Regions from separate parts of the Homo sapiens genome. Here region 2 is linked to region 1. A link is an interaction called in ENCODE POLR2A ChIA-PET data of the cell type or tissue named here. Cell type or tissue: PC-3. All regions are shown on one strand.

The links. ChIA-PET counts read pairs that join two places held together with the same protein. Peaks named below come from ENCODE experiments on the same cell type or tissue, not always from the same donor. Only the 100,000 strongest peaks of a DNase experiment are listed, where the experiment ranks them.
Region 2: POLR2A ChIA-PET joins it to region 1 with 10 read pairs; 2 of 35 experiments call an interaction of 5 or more read pairs at or near these places.

The regions. Positions count from the first base shown.
Region 1 is chr10:92,758,923-92,766,922 of GRCh38, forward strand. No RefSeq gene overlaps it. Among named protein-coding and RNA genes, the nearest start is that of HHEX, 73 kb to the left of the region's middle. In PC-3, no CTCF peak of the experiment used is centred here; no DNase peak of the experiment used is centred here.
Region 2 is chr10:92,564,884-92,572,883 of GRCh38, forward strand. The region is part of intron 1 of IDE (insulin degrading enzyme); the gene reads right to left. Among named protein-coding and RNA genes, the nearest start is that of IDE, 5.2 kb to the right of the region's middle. In PC-3, no CTCF peak of the experiment used is centred here; a DNase peak (open chromatin) is centred at 3,278; H3K4me3 peaks cover 1,394 bases; H3K27ac peaks cover 1,180 bases.

The sequences.
Region 1 (8,000 bases):
TCAGAAAAGTCTTGTTTCCCCAAACATGTATCAGCCTTAGTATTAGCAAATTTTATAGAGCTGATAGGCAAAAAAATTTGTTTTCATTTGTGTTTCCTTTGTTATTCACAAAACTGAACATCTTTTAAAGATGTGTTTTAGTTACCTGTATCTCCTCCTCTGTGAGTTTTCTGTTTGTATTGTTTGTCCATTGAAAAGTTGGACAAATGAACAAAAGTTGGACAAAGTTGAATTGTCTTTTTAATGACCTGAGCATCAGTTAGGATGTTTTGGCCTATAAATACAGAATCCTTACTAAAAGGTGGCTTATATTTATTGCTTATTATATTCCAAACACAGTGTCTGGATGGAGGTAGGGCATTCCAGGGCTGGGAAGTGGCTTATTGATTTTGCACACAGACTCTTTCTGCTATGTTTTACTCAACTTGTCCTCTTGTGGTTCAAGACAGCTGCCATAGTTCCAGTCATCACATAACAACCACCTCCAAAACCCAAAAAGCCATTCCCCAACCCCCAAATTCTCAAGCTTCTCTTCTGATCATGGAGTAAAATTCTTCCTAGCAGCTTCCTTGCAGACATCAGCACCCCGCCCCTCATGTCTCATTGGCCAAGATTGGGTCACGTGTCCCTTTCTAAGCCAAGATGCCCATGCATCTGCTATTTTTTTTTTTTTTAAGACAAGGTCTTGCTCTGTTGCCCAAGCTGGAGTGCAGTGTCATGATCTTGGCTCACTGCAACTTCCACCTCCTGGGTTCTAGTGATCCTCCCACCTCAGCCTCCCAAGTAGCTGGGACCACAGGGGCACACCACCACACTCAGCTAATTTTTCATAGAGAAGGAGTCTTGCTATGTTGCCCAGGCTGGTCTTGAACTCCTGGACTCAAGTGATCCACCTGCCTTGGCCTCTCAAATTGCTGGGATTACAGGTGTGAGGCGCCGTGCCTGGGTCTGCATCTGCTATGTTAAATAAAAATTTCCCCTTTAGTTATCACGTCTCCTGAATTAGTTGAAGCAGGCGCATGCACTTTGATTGTAATGCAACAATTTGAATTTAGGGGCAAATGCTGTATGCTGTGCCTAAAATATAAGGATTGGGCCAGGCACAGTGGCTCATGCCTGTAATCCCAGCATTCTGGGAGGCCGGGGTAGGCGGATCACTTGAGGTCAGGAGTTTGAGACCAGCCTGATCAACATAGTGAAACCCCATCTCTAATAAAAATACAAAAATTAGCCAGCTGTGATGGCATGTGTCTGTAATCCCAGCTACTCAGGCGGTTGAGGGAGGAGAATCACTTAAACCCGGCAGATGGAGGTTACAGGAAGCCAAGATTGTGCCACTGTACTCCAGCCTGGGTGACAAAGCAAGACTCCATCTCAAAAAAATAAAATAAAATAAAATATAAGGATTGTTGGCTTTGAATGATGTATCTTTAAAGGCTATATGTATGAGTTGAACATGGGCATCCCAGCTCCATAATATCTGGCCACTCTCAGTAAGTCATAATGCCACCACTCAGCTCCCAAAAGTAGGATAGCTCCATGGCCTTCTTTTCCAGGCAGCCAAAGGTAGAAGGATTGCCTCTGGTCTTTGTAGCCACTGTTAGGCCAGCCAGGGTCCACCGGTGGAATTTCTAGACTTCTCCAGATGAGATGAGGGAGATTGTTTTCTTAAGGGCTGTAACAATATCTACCTTTTTTGATAGATGCTGAGTTCTGACTGGAAACATGAGAAACTGTAACCCTCTTCATCTCTTCTGGGCCAAGGATGTGCCCTTCTCTCTCACTGGGCAGAGTAAGAATGGGAGGTGGCAGTTACAGTGTATTTTTGCTTTGTTTATGTCTTGTGAGTCAGCAAATCTCAGTCAGAGGAAATAGAAACGGATCTTAGTTACTCCTTTGTAACTAGCAAAATGTCTTTTAATCAGACTAAGAGACCTCCTCAGGTTCACATTCTCTGCTTTCAGAGTCTTGCTGGCATCTTCTGGGTACCAAGGCACTCAATTTTGGCTATGGACATGAAGGTCCATTCCAGAATCATTTAGGTGATCTTTATCCTTCTCCCTTGAGCTTTTTTTTTTTTTTTTTTTTTTTTTAAGACGGAGTTTTCCTCTGTCATCCAGGCTGGAGTGCAGTGGCATGATCTCGGCTCACTGCAACCTCCGCCTCCCAGGTTCAAGCAATTCTTCTGCCTCAGCCTCCCAAGTAGCTGGGATTACAGGCGCCTGCCACCACACCCAGCTAATTTTTGTATTTTTTGTAGAGACGGGGTTTCGCTATGTTGGCCAGGCTTGTCTCGAATTCCTGACCTCAGGTGATCCACCCGCCTTGGCCTCCTGAAGTGCTGGGATTATAGGCATGAGCCACCACGCCCAGCCCCTTGAGCCAGTCTTATTTTCTCTACAACTCCAAAATGAAAGTTCAAGTAAATGTTACTCCCCTCTACTTCCCTCCTTCCCCTATTCCCTATCCCATGATGAACACAGCAGTTACAGTGATACCTAAGCTGGGTGTTTATTAGGCTGAGGAATGTATTTGCTTTCATTTGTAATAATAGAGAATCCTGGACGGCTGTTTTTCAGATGTATTCCTAATTGTTTCGTTTCTGGGTGTTATTGTATATGGACTTAAAATTTTTCCTTTCCAATTTCTTGTTGCTAGCATCTAGAAATAGAATTGATTTTTGTGTGTTGACTTTGTATCCTGCTGTTTGTCTTAGTAGCTTTTTGTGTGTGTAGATTCCTTAGACTTTTCTGCGTACATAGTCATACTCTGAACAGAGACATTTTTACTTTTTCCTTTCCAATTTGGATGGAAAGATGCCTGCGGCAGGCAGCTAACTTGATGAGTAGCCGCATGGTTTCGATTTGGAATATGCTCACCCCCTTGACTGGGCTGCTTCAGACAGTGAAATCCTTGTGCAAGCAGTGGTCTTTTTTGCTCTTTGGCTCTGTGCATGCTTTTTGTGCTTTTTATTCCTCCTAGCTGAGCCTTTCCTTCCTAACTTGAGTTTGATTTGAAAACAGGTTCACTTAGAGAAAGTTTTTAGTGTCTACTTAACTTCTAAGGCATTTTCCTTCTGGCTAAATGACAAATCTGCCATTCCCAAGCCATTGACCACCTCACCTTTTCCGTTTTCTTCTTTGGTTCTGTATGAAGCCATTGGAATGATTCCCTCCAGATCCACCAGCCAGTCTGTCCACTGGCTGTTCCCTGATTTGTGCCAAGAAACTGTTCACCAGCAAGTGATCTGGTGTCCTTGCCAAATGAAGGTCTGGGACTTGTTTTGCCCCCACTGCCCAAAACTTTAAATTTCCTTTATCAAGTAGCTTCTCATGCTGGGAAAAACCACGGTCGGTCTCTACTGCTCCCTTCCTGCTTCAACTTCTTCAAATTGCTTGATGGTACCTTTGCTGCTTTATCTTAACCACTTGTACACTTGCATTGTTTAAATATTTTATGCTCTAAGTACCACTTATTCTTTGTAATTATTTTTCTTTTCTTTTTTCTTTCTTTTCTTTTTTTTTTTTTTTTGGGAGATGGAGTCTTACTCTGTGGCCCATGCTGGAGTGCAGTGGTACCATCTTGGCTCACTACAACCTCTGCCTCCTGGGTTCAAGTGATTCTCCTGCCTCAGCTTCTTGAGTAGCTGGGATTAGAGGTGCCGGCCACCAGGCCTGGCTAATTTTTGTATTTTTAGTAGAGACAGGGTTTCGCCGTGTTGGCTAGGCTGGTCTCAAACTCCTGACCTCAGGTGATCCGCCCACCTTGGCCTCCCAAAGTTCTGGGATTACAGGCGTGAGCCACGGTGCCCGTCCTGTAATTATTTTTCTTTATTTTCCATTTATCTACTTTGGAGATTACTTCTTTTTTGTTTAGCTCCTTTCATTTTTAAAATGAAAGGATAAAATAATATCCAAGCTCTGTAATAATTCTTAGTTTCCTTTATGGAAATAGTGGTGTAAGATTATTTAAAGCCCGTGGAACTGTTTTTAGCAGATTATAGTGAAAGAACAGTTTACCATAGCTAGACAGAAGGTATGCCCAAGGGTCAGGATGAAAATGTGCCCAGGGAGGGCCACTTATAAGCACAGGGTAATCCTGGATTTTTGTTGTTCCTTTTTCACTTTTTTTTTTTACAGTTTGTTTTTGTATTTCCTTGCCTTCAGCACCAGGTTGTTTTCCTTGATTCCTTTTTCTTTTTGGAAAACAGCATGGATAAGTGGAAAAATATGAACTCTACAGTATAAATATACCTGAACTTCTTTCCTTTCTTTCTTCTTTTTTTTTTTTTAGATGGAGTCTCACTCTGTTGCCAAGGCTGGAGTGCAGTGGCGTGATCTTGGCTCACTGCAACCTCCACCTCCCGGGTTCAAGAGATTCTCCTGCCTCAGCCTCCAGAGTAGCTGGGATTACCAGGCGTGCACCACCACGGTTGGCTAATTTTTTATATATTTTTTAGTAGAGACAGGGTTTCACCATGTCGGTCAGGCTGGTCTCTAACTGCTGACCTCAGGTGATCTACCTGCCTTGGCCTCCCAAAGTGCTGGGATTACAGGTGTGAGCCACCGTGCCCGGCCCGAATTTTAACACTACGCTTTTTAGTTATTGATTGTGGGTCCTTTGGCAAGTTGCTTACCCTTTTTGAGCTTTAATTTTCTCTTTTAAGGATTGCCTTTAAAAATATAAGTATTTATTAGGCATCTAGAATAATGTCTGGAAGACACTCCAGACATGGAAGTCACTCAATACGTATTACTTTTGATTATTATTGCCTTTATGCCTTTGATTTTCTTTCTCCTATTCTCTTTCTCTAGTCACTTGCCATTCATTATTAGGCTTGGATGAGGCCATACATTTACGATCTTTGAAAAAGATGGTTTACCTCTTCTTCCCTCTTAATATTACGTCATCAGTGTGATATATCTGCCAAAAAAAAAAAAAAGCTTCTGTGATCTTAGCCTAAATGACAAAGGGATGAATGTGTCTAGAATTATAGTTGAATGTGCCCAGAATCATAGCATCAGAGCCCGAAGGTATTTTAGAGACCAGCTGCAGATGAACTAACTGATGTAGCAAAGATAAGCAATTTGCCCATACCCCACAGAAGAGTATATGTGGTCCTGGGATTTTCTTGCTTCAGGAAAGAATTTTTTAAAATTGAGGTGAAATTCACATACCATAAAATTAACCATTTAAAAATGTACAGTCCAGTGGCATTTAGTGGTTGGCAGTGTTGTGGAGCCATCAACTTTATCTAGTCCCCAAACATTTTCATTGCCCTATACTCATTCAGTAGTCATTCCCCATTCCCGCTCACCCCCAGCTCCTGATAACTCCAAATCTGCTTTCCCTTTCTGGGTATTTGCCGATTCTGGATATTTTATATAAATGGAATCATACAGTATGTGACATTTTGTGTCTGGATTCTTTCTCTTAGCATAATGTTTTTAAGGTCCATGCTCATTATTTAAAAAATTCAAACATTACAGGAAAGTATAATGAAGAAAAGGAAAAATACTCTGTAATCCCACGTACCACTGATGACAACTATTGACAGTGTAGTGTGAGTTGCTATTCCTGCTGTCTCCCACATAAAGAGGTTACACTGTTCACACCTTTTTCATCAGTTTGTTTTTTTCCCTTAATGCTATATATGAAACATCTTCCTCTGTCAATACATACATATCTCTTCATTCTCTTTAGTGGATTGTATAATGTTTCATTACATGATTATACCTTAGGTTGTTTAATAAACCTACTTGGCCGGACACTGTGGCTCACGCCTGTAATCCCGGAACTTTGGGAGGCCGAGGCTGGTGGATCATTTGAGGTCAGGAGTTCAACATCAGCCTGACCAACATGGCAAAACCACGTCTCTACTAAAAGTACAAAAATTAGCCAGGTGGTAGTGGCACGTGCCTGTAATCCCAGCTACTCGGGAGGCTGAGTCAGGAGAATAGCTTCAGCCTGGGAGGCAGATGTTGCGGTGAGTGGAGATCACTCCACTGCACTCCAGTTTGGGCAACAGAGTGAGACCCTGTCTGAAACAAACAAACAAGCAAAAAACAAACCTACTGATGGACATCCTCTTCCTCCCCCCTAATTCTGTGCTAAGTAAAATAGTTTTCATCTTAACCTGCTGAGTGTGAGTTACTTTGAAATTCCAATATTGGAGAAAAATAAACAGGAAAGGCTCCCATTTCTCTGGGATCTGCTTGGATACACTGGGAAATTCATGCACCAGTAGGCGCTAGATAAGCCTTGAGGTTATTTCTAATTTCAGATTCTTTGATTCTTGGGATTAATACCCAAATCATGTAGTGCTGGGGACATAAAGGAAAGTGCTAGGACTAGGAATTAGGCCTGGATTTAGCCTTCATTTTATTAAAGACTAGTTCTGGGTCTTTGGAAGTAACTTACCTCTTTAGACTTCAGTTTTCTCATCTGTGAAATGAGGTAAATGGGCTAGCTGGTCACTAGTAGTGTGGACTTCAGCTGGAGTCACTGCCCAGTTTACAGCGAGTCCCCTTTCTGCAGGAACAGCTTGCTTCACAAGCGTGGCACCCCAGTAGCCATGTCTGATTGATCTAGTGGAAGTCATTTGTTACAAGACGAGTCCATCAAAACTCTTCTCTAGGATTTTTGAGTTTGAACCACAGAGAATATGAGCAGTTCTTCTCTTATGGTGGGAACATGTGAGAAGTGAAACTTGGTAGCCACTGGTAACCATATCACCAGTTTAGTGAGGCTCTAGTGTAGAGAGGAAAAGTATGGGATTCCCTGTGATATGGGTTAGTGGGGGAGTAATCACATAAAAGAAGAGCTACCTCTAATGTCATATGGTATCCTGGATTCTTCCCTGGAACAGAAAGAGAACATTAGTAGAAAAACTGATAATCCAAATGTGATGATTAATTTTATGTGTCAACTTGACTAGTCCGAGGGGTGCTTAGATATTTGATTAAACCTTATTCTGGGTGTATCTGTGAGGGAATTGCTGGAGGAGATTAACATTTGAATTGGTAGACTGAGTGAAGCAGGTTGTTCTTCCTAATATATGTAACCTTAATCTGATATGTTGAACGCCTAAATAGAACAAAAGACAGAGTAAGGGAGAGTTTCCTCTCTCTGACTGACTGTCTTGAAGCTGGAACATAGGTCTTCTCCTGCCTTCAGACTTGTTCTTAGACTGGAACCGATAGCATGGGATCTACTGGGCCTTCAGCTTCCCAAATGCAAATCTTAAGACCTCTTGGGCCAGGCGCGTGGCTCACACCTGTAATCCCAACATTTTAGGAGGCCGAGGCAGGTGGATCACCTGAGGTCAGGAGTTCGAGACCAGCCTGGCCAACATGGTGAAACCCCACCTCTACTAAAAATACAATAATTAGCTGGGTGTGGTGTCATATGCCTGTAGTCACAGCTACTCGTGAGGTTTGAGGTGGGAGAATCACTGGAACTCGGGAGGCAGAGGTTGCAGTGAGCCTAGATCATGACACTGCACTCCAGCCTGGGCAACAGAGAGAGACTCTGTCTCAAAAGTAGATAAATACATTAATTAATAAAATGAAATAAAAGTTGAGATTATTTTTTAAAAAGATGTGAAAATTTAGGACACTACAGAAACATATACAGGAGTGATTTGTACTGTTTTTTCCAACCTTATAACAGCCTGAAATTATTTTAAAAATCCAAATTCAAAAGCTTACAAAAAGGTGACATCATCAATATGATGGTATAGGCAGTTCCAAACATCTCTCTCTCCAGGAAACATTTTTTAAAAACCAGACACTGTCAAAACCAATGTTGTCAGAACTCTGGAAAAGAGTGAAAAAAAATCCAAAGCAATCAAGTGAATGCTGAATGAAGAGAAAGGCAACTTAAAAATGGTAAGAAGAGTGCGTGCGGTGGCTCATGCCTATAATCTCAGAGCTTGAGGCGGGAGGATTGACTGGGGCCAGGAGTTTGAGACCAGCCTGGGCAACATAGTGTGACCCCAT
Region 2 (8,000 bases), 190 kb before region 1:
CCATCTCTAAAAAAATAAAATAGCTGGGCATAACAAAGCAACAGAAAATTTCTAAAATTAAGAGATCAAGAAATAACAGTAGCCAGGTGTGCTGGCTCATGCCTGTAATCCCAGCACTTTGGGAGGCTGAGGTGGGTTGATCACCTGAGGTCAGGAGTTTGAGACCAGCCTGGCCAACATGGTGAAACCCCATCTCTACTAAAAATATAAAAAAATTAGCCGGCGTGGTAGCGGGCGCCTGTAATTCCAGCTACTCAGGAGGATGAAACAGAATTGCTTGAACCCAGGAGGCGGAGGCTGCAGTGGGTCAAGATCTCGCCACTGCACTCCAGCCTGGGTGACAGAGCGAGACTCTGTCTCAGAAAAAAAAAAAAAAAAAGAAAAAATTAGCTGGGCATGGTGGTGGGCACCTGTAATTGCAGCTACTCAGGAGGCTAAGGAATGAGAATTGCTTGAACTCAGGAGACAGAGGTTGCAGTGAGCACCACTGCACTCCAGCCTGGGCAACACAGCGAGACTCCATCTCAAAAAAAAAAAAAAAAGAAAAGAAAGAAAGAAATGGTATTTGTTCTTTTCTCAAGACCCTATTCTCCCCAAAATCTCTTTGGCTAGAACTTCAGACTATTTCACTTCCGATATCATCTTCCACCTCTCTAACTCCCAACCTCTCCAACTATGTTTCCTTCTTATACCTAAATGTGAGCATTGTCAAGGCTGCCCCCTCCCCCACCGCATCTAAACATAGATTATTTTTCCTATATCCATCCATGTCCGTGTCTTCAACTCTATCTTCAGATTTAGGAAATCAGCTCAGGCCTTCTTACCAAGTTCCAGTCATATTTCAAATGCTTCCTGCAGATCTCCCCTTGGCTATCCAGTAATCACTTCAGACTCAATATCATCAACTACCATGTATATTCTTTCTAAAAAATCTCCCTGTTTTAACGTCCCCATCTCTACTAAAGATATCGTGCTACCTCTAGGAAGAAGACAATATAATGGCCAACCCCTGAGGTTCTTGAGTGAGCCCAGTTGAATTCATATCTCGCTAAGCCACTTACTAGCTGTGTATCCTTGAGCAAGTTAACCTCTTTGAGCTTCAATATCCTTATCTGAAAGAAAAAAAAAAAAGACTACCACCACCACTCTCCCACATAATTACCGTGGCCATTAAACAAGACAACATATGTAGCCAGGTGCAGTGGCTCACGCCTATAATCCCAGTACTTTGGGAGGCCAAGGTAGGTGGACTGCTTGAACCGAGGAGTTTAAGACCAGTCTGGGCAACATGACGAAATCCTGTCTCTACAAAAAAAAAAAAAAACTCCAAAAAATTAGCCAGGTATGGTGGTATGTGCCAAGTTCCAGCTACTAGCCCCAGCTACCCAGGAAACAGGGGAGTACTGAGATGGCAGGAGAATCACCTGAGCCCAGAGAGGTCAAGGCTGCAGTGAGCCCTGATCACGCCACTGCACTCCACCTAGGAGTGACAGAGTCAGACTCTATCTCTCTCTCTCTCTCTCTCTCTCTCACACACACACACACACACACACACAACATAGGCAAAGCTCCTAATAAAATGCATAAACTGGAGGTTATGATGATAAGTGAAATACGCCAGGCACAGAATGACAGACATCACATGTTCTTACTTATTTGTGGGATCTAAAAATCAAAACAATTGAATTCATGGAGATAGAGAGTAGAAGGATGGTTACTAGAGGCTGGGAAGGGTAGTGGGTGGTTGAGGGCAGGTGGGGATGGTTAATGGGTACCAAAGAAAAAAAAAAAGACCTAGGATTTGATAGCACAACAGGGTGACTATAATCAATAATAATTGCACATTTCAAAATAACTAAAAGAGTTTAATTGGATTGTTTGTAACAAAGAATAAATGCTTGAGGGGATGACTACCCCCCACCCAAAAAAGCATAACATACAATAAGCATTCAATAAATATTAGCTACTAAATCTTTTATGGTTAACATCGTCAGCAGCAGCAAGAGCGTTACAGCTGAATCCACTTAGACCCCAGCACAGGTCAGACTTGTTCTAGGCTCTGGATCCATTTCCTATCCTTAAGCAAAACAAATAAGAAACCCCAGTAGTAGGTCAGTATTCATCAATGTGGTTCTGATCTTTCAATTGAACTAGTCCCTGAGCTACCAATCTACAAACTAGATTTCATTCCCTTGGGTATTTAAGGACCGCTCAGTCCTGTCCACTACCCTACGGGACCTGAGGGTAACAGCCAGCCCAAAAGTGCCTACAAGACTGTGCCCACTGCTGTACCCAAGCAGTGGTTCGTTCTCTTGGTATGCCTTTGGAAAACCTGCCACCTGCCAGGCAGGACAAACATCTCACCTAGCTGAACTTCTTCCCAGAGCTGGGTCTCCCCGACAAGAGTTTTCCCTACCCTGGTGGCCCCTCCTATTCTAGACTCAAAGTCACTCACGCTCAAGACCTCAGGCTTCTCTGACTCCCACATCGTCCCTACATCAATCAATAACTAAACTCTGCTGAATCCTTCTTGCACATGTCTTCTGCAGACACTCTTCTTTCCTTGTCATTTGTACTACCTTCTTTATCCCTCATCAGTCTCTGCCTGCGTTTCAAACAGTGCTTACAAAAAACAGCCAGATTAATTAGCCAAAAATACAGCTTTCATATGTCACTGAATTGCTCAAAAAGCATCTGAGGTTCTCTATATCCAATAAGACAAAATTTCACTTTCCTTTGCTGATATTGTGAATTTCCCTACTTTTGAACCTTTGCTAATACCATTCCTTCTATCTAAAATATTTTCTCTTCTGGTTGTGGTGGCTTATGCCTGTAATCACAGCACTTTGGGAGGCAGAGGCAGGAAGATTGCTTGAAGCCAGGAGTTAGAGATCAGTATGGACAACATAGCAAGATCCTGCCTCTACAAAATTTTAAAAATTAGCCAGGCATGGTGGCACAAGTCTGTAGTCCTAGCTACAGGAGGCTGAGGTGAGAGGATCACTTGAGCCCAGGAGTTCATGGCTGCAGTGAGTTTTGATCGTGCCACTGCACTCCAGCCTGGGTGACAGTGAGATCCTGTCTCCAAAAAATAAAATATTTTCTCAACTCTCCTTCTTTGTTCATCCAATTCAATATTTCCTTCAAAGACTCTTGTTCAAATCCTATGTTCTCTGCAAAGCTCTCGCCATTCTTACTAGCAGCAGGGTGTTCTCAGCAGAGGGAAAACAATGCAAATGATCTGAGGTAAGAGCAAGTCAAGCAAGTAGACCAGTGTGACTCACATTGTTGAGTAGGAAGTTTATTACTCAAACCTGAAATTTGAGGGAGAGGTTCTGGCTAGAGAAATACATTTGGGAGTTGTCAGAATATAGATTAGGCCTATCTTACAGAATTTTTGCAATGATCAATATGATACCAGGGCATACTTGCATGACTGCCATTCAGCAGTGAACTCATACATCTTTATGAATGATGTTAAATGAAAGTTAAATGAAAAAAAGTAACTCAGAAAAGTTTGCAATAAAGGTCAAAAGCTATAAAACTAAAATAAACAATAAAACTAAACAATATACTGCTTAAGAAGTATTCAAATGTGATAAAACTATAAAGAAAACTAAGGAAATTGTTATCCAAATATAGAATAATACAGCCGGGCACGGTGGCCCACGCCTGTAATCCCAGCACTTTGGGAGGCTGAGGTGGGTGGATCACCTGAGGTCAGGGGTTTAAGACCAGCCTGGGCAACATGGTGAAACCCCATGTCTACTAAAAATACAAAAATTAGCCGGGCGTGGTGGCACGCGCCTGTAGTCCCAGCTACTTGGGAGGCTGAGGCAGGAGAATCGCCTGAAGCTGGGAGATGGAGGTTGCAGTGAGCCGAGATTGCGCCACTGTACTCTAGCCTGGGCAACAAGGGCAGACTCTTTCTCAAAAAAAAAAATAATAATAATAATAATAACAATACCTTTACAGGGGAGGAGCAGAGTTATAATTGGACAGGTGAGCACAGACAGGTTCAAAGTTGCTGGAAATGTTTGTTTCCTAAAGTAGATGGTACACAGGTGTTTTTTTCTTCTTTGTCCTATATACTCTGGCATGTACAATATTAAATAAGAGAGTAAAAAAATAAGAGGCAATATATAAACATCAAATAGATGTTTCACAATGTTTTTAAAAATTATTAAGTTGAGAAAAAGGAAGAGTAATTGTGTGACCTGTATAACAAGGCCTAAAAAGAATAAAGGATTTAGTCATATAAAGAAAAGACAGAAAGGGCATCTCGGAATTGGGAATGAATAGGTCATGTAAAAGGAGACAGCAAATTGGTAAGTCTGACTGGAGAAGAGTTAGGCTGAAAAGTTGGGCTAAGCCAGCCAACAGAATGCTTACATGCTGGGTCAAGAAGTTTGAACTTGATCTTGAAATAGCACAGAACCACTGGTGATATTTAGGCGAGACAACAGCTTGGGAAAAGTGGTTTATTAATCTGATGTGATGATAAGAATCAACTAGTAGGGAGACAGAAGGCTGGAAAAGTCAGTTCTAAAACCTGTTCAGGTGAGATAATCTCACTGATGTAAGATGTTACGAAGATGATCATGGCCTGAACTAGGATGGTGATGAGGGTCAAGATCACTCCAAGAAACTTTAGGAATCTTTAGGATGAAAGACTCAGGAGGATTGGGTCTTGGGAATAGGCAATGAGGGAAAAAGATTCAAAGATTTTCAAGCTAAACTGAAAACTCTCATTTTCAAGCTAAACTGAAAAAATGATAACAACATAGCAAAACTAAGGACTCTACAGAAAAAAATTGTTTTGAAAAAAGACCATTAATCAATTAAGTTATGCAGTAAATATGTACTGAGTACCTACTATGTGTCAGGCAGAGTGTGATGCCTTCCCTTCAGAAAGCAGATTGTGAGTCCTACTTTAAAAAGTTATTCCGAGCGCAGTGGCTCACGCCTGTAATCCGAGCACTTTGGGAGGCCAAGGTGGGCAGATCACCTGAAGTCAGGAGTTCAAGACCAGCCTGGCCATCATGGTGAAATCCCAGCTCTACTAAAAATACAAAAATTAGTTGTGTGTGGTGGCACACACCTGTAATCCCAGCTACTCTGGAGGCTGAGGCAGAAGAATCACTTGAACCCGGGAGGTGGAAGTTGCAGTGAGCCAAGATCGTGTCACTCTCCAGCCTGGGCAACAGAACAAGACTCAGTCTCAAAAAAAAAAAAAGTTACACTTTTAATAGGCAAAAAGAAACTAAACAGTTCTTTGAGAAGAATAAAATAATTTTGTGAGTCCCACTTTTTAAAAAAGTAATCAGTATGGTGATAAAATACTAAGTTGTTTTTCAAAATTAATTGAAAGAAACAACAAAACATAAAAGTGGAGGTGTCTAGTAAAAGGTCAGAGGTAAAGCAGTTTACTGTTTATTACTGAAAGCTCCTTGAGGACAAGATTTATGGTTATCTTTGCATTTACATAGTACTGGACACAGTGTGTGATCACTACAGAGTAGACATTCAAATAATGTCTAAACTAACAGAACAGTGAAAACAGACTGAAGACAAGCCAAATGAGAAGGCTCCAGAACCTAACATATCTATAGAGGATCTACCCCTGTGGAGGGAAAGTGCTCTAGCCTTGTCATCCTGGCTAAAAGGTAGCCTGATCCTCTGGCTACATGTTTAGGAGATATAAAATACCAACAGAAAAACAGAAAGGAAACCAGTGTTTATGAAACATATACTGGGCCTGGCACAGTGGCTCATGCCTGTAACCCCAGCACTTTGGGAGGCAGGGGGATTGCTTCAGCCCAGGAGTTTGAGACCACCCTGGGCAACATGACAAAACCCCATCTCTACCAAAAATACAAAAATTAGTTGTGGGGTGGTGGCATGAGCCTGCAGTCCCAGCTACTCAGGAGGCTGAGGTGGGAGGATCACTTGAACCCAAGAGATGAAGGCTGCAGTGAGCTGAGATCACATCACTGCACTCCAGCCTGGGCGACAGAGTGAAACCCTGTCTCGAACTTTAAAAAAAAGAAAACATACTGAACTTTTTCTCCCCTACCCTGGGGAGACTGTCCCCAACCCTAACTTCTTTTTTTTTAAGACACAGTCTCGCTCAGTCACCCAGGCTGGAGTGCAGTGGCACGATCTCAGCTCACTGCACCTCCGCCTCCTGGGTTCAAGCGATTCTCCTGCCTCAGCCTCCCGGGTTCAAGCGATTCTCCTGCCTCAGCCTCATGAGTAGCTGGGATTACAAGCGCCCACCACCACGCCCGGCTAATTTTTTTGTATTTTTAGTAGAGATGGGGTTTCACCATGTTGCCCAGGCTGGTCTTGAACTCCTGACCTCAAGTGATCCCCCCGACCTCGCCCTGTCAAAGTGTTGGGATTACAGGCATGAGCCACCCCACCTGGCCTCAACCCTAACTTTCAAGACAGGCAGAATGTGTGGATTAGGTTAAAGAAACTTCAGGGGTACCCTGTTCTTTTACACTATTAAAAGGCATTTTTCTGATTGACAGTAGTTTAAAAGCTTGAATGTTGATAGTCCCAACTGACATACCACTGTTTCCTAAGCCTATGGAACAGGGAAATGCAAAGTAGGGCTGCCTGCAAAGTGAGATGACTGATGCCCAGGTGGCTCAAGTTGTTGCCAGGGAATGGGCTATTATCTCCAGGTGCCCCAGTAGTTCAGATAATTCCACACAGTCCCAAGTTATAAAATACAGCTGAACACAGAACAAGGAGGTTACTCTGTAAATGGATTGATCTTACATAAATGCTTTAAGACCATCTCTGTCTCAAGAGGTTAGACCAGAAAATGAATGCCCAAATACCAGCAGAGGCAGTACTTGTGTTTGCAAATACATAACAGTTAAGAGCTCAGGCTCCGATGCCAGATAGACATGGGTTAAATCCCAGCTCTTCCAGCAAATAGCTGTGTGGCTATCTCTGTTAAGACATTCTTCCGACTATGTACAGTAGGGCTGATTGCATTCCTTAAGATGAGAATATGTGGTAGCTTCAGATGTTAGTGCTTTCCTTCCTAAAACTATGCCCTAATCCCTTTGGTTGGACCTGTATTTTCCTCAAAAGCCTCACTCACTGATTTTAGGGTAGAGCTTTCTAGCTGGCTCATCTCATTCATTATGCTTTGAATCTCTCAAATTTCCATCTTTGAGAAAAACATATCTTAAAACTCTGGATGGTCGACCGGACTTTATAACTACAGAGAAAATGTAATTTTAACTAGAACATACAAACCACTTAGTTATACAAAACTTAAAATTGGTGCTTTCTTTAAAAATCACAAATGCTATATGCTGGAGACAGTATGGAGACAGCTAAGCCTAGCCTATCAGTAATGAATTTAGAACAAAAGCAGACTGACACAAAAGAGGACAAAAGGAGGCATCCTGCCTGTGCTTACCACCTGATTCTCTAAGTTCAGGGGTCTTTTGCACATTATAGGAGATTTTGTGATGTAGTGGAAAACAGAGGAGAACAAGTTCCATAGAGTCTTCATTTGTATTAGCTTATCTTAGTGCCCCACTGCTACCATCCTAATACAGGCAGTAAAGACTAAGTCCCAACAGGTTTCTCTGCCTTAGGACTCTCTCCACTTCCTGACATCCTGCACACAGCCACCAAACTACTTTCCTAAACCCCCAGTTCCATCAGATAACTTTCCAGCTCAAAAACTTTAATGGCTCCCTACCTACTACGCATTGGGAAAATCCCAACTAAAATTCAAGACCCAGGCCAGCATTACCCTACTGTTATAATACAGGACTTGTGTCCTTCTAATTACCCCAAGGAAATTCTATAAAGCTTCAACCAGACTAATCGGCTCACTGCTCCCCCAACACAAACTGCCCGCATATCTAGGCTGGATTACGCCCACGCCAGCCCTCACTCCAACCTTTCTGCCATTCCTTCCAAAGCCAGCCTACCCCCCCATCTCTGGCCCCACACACTACCCATAC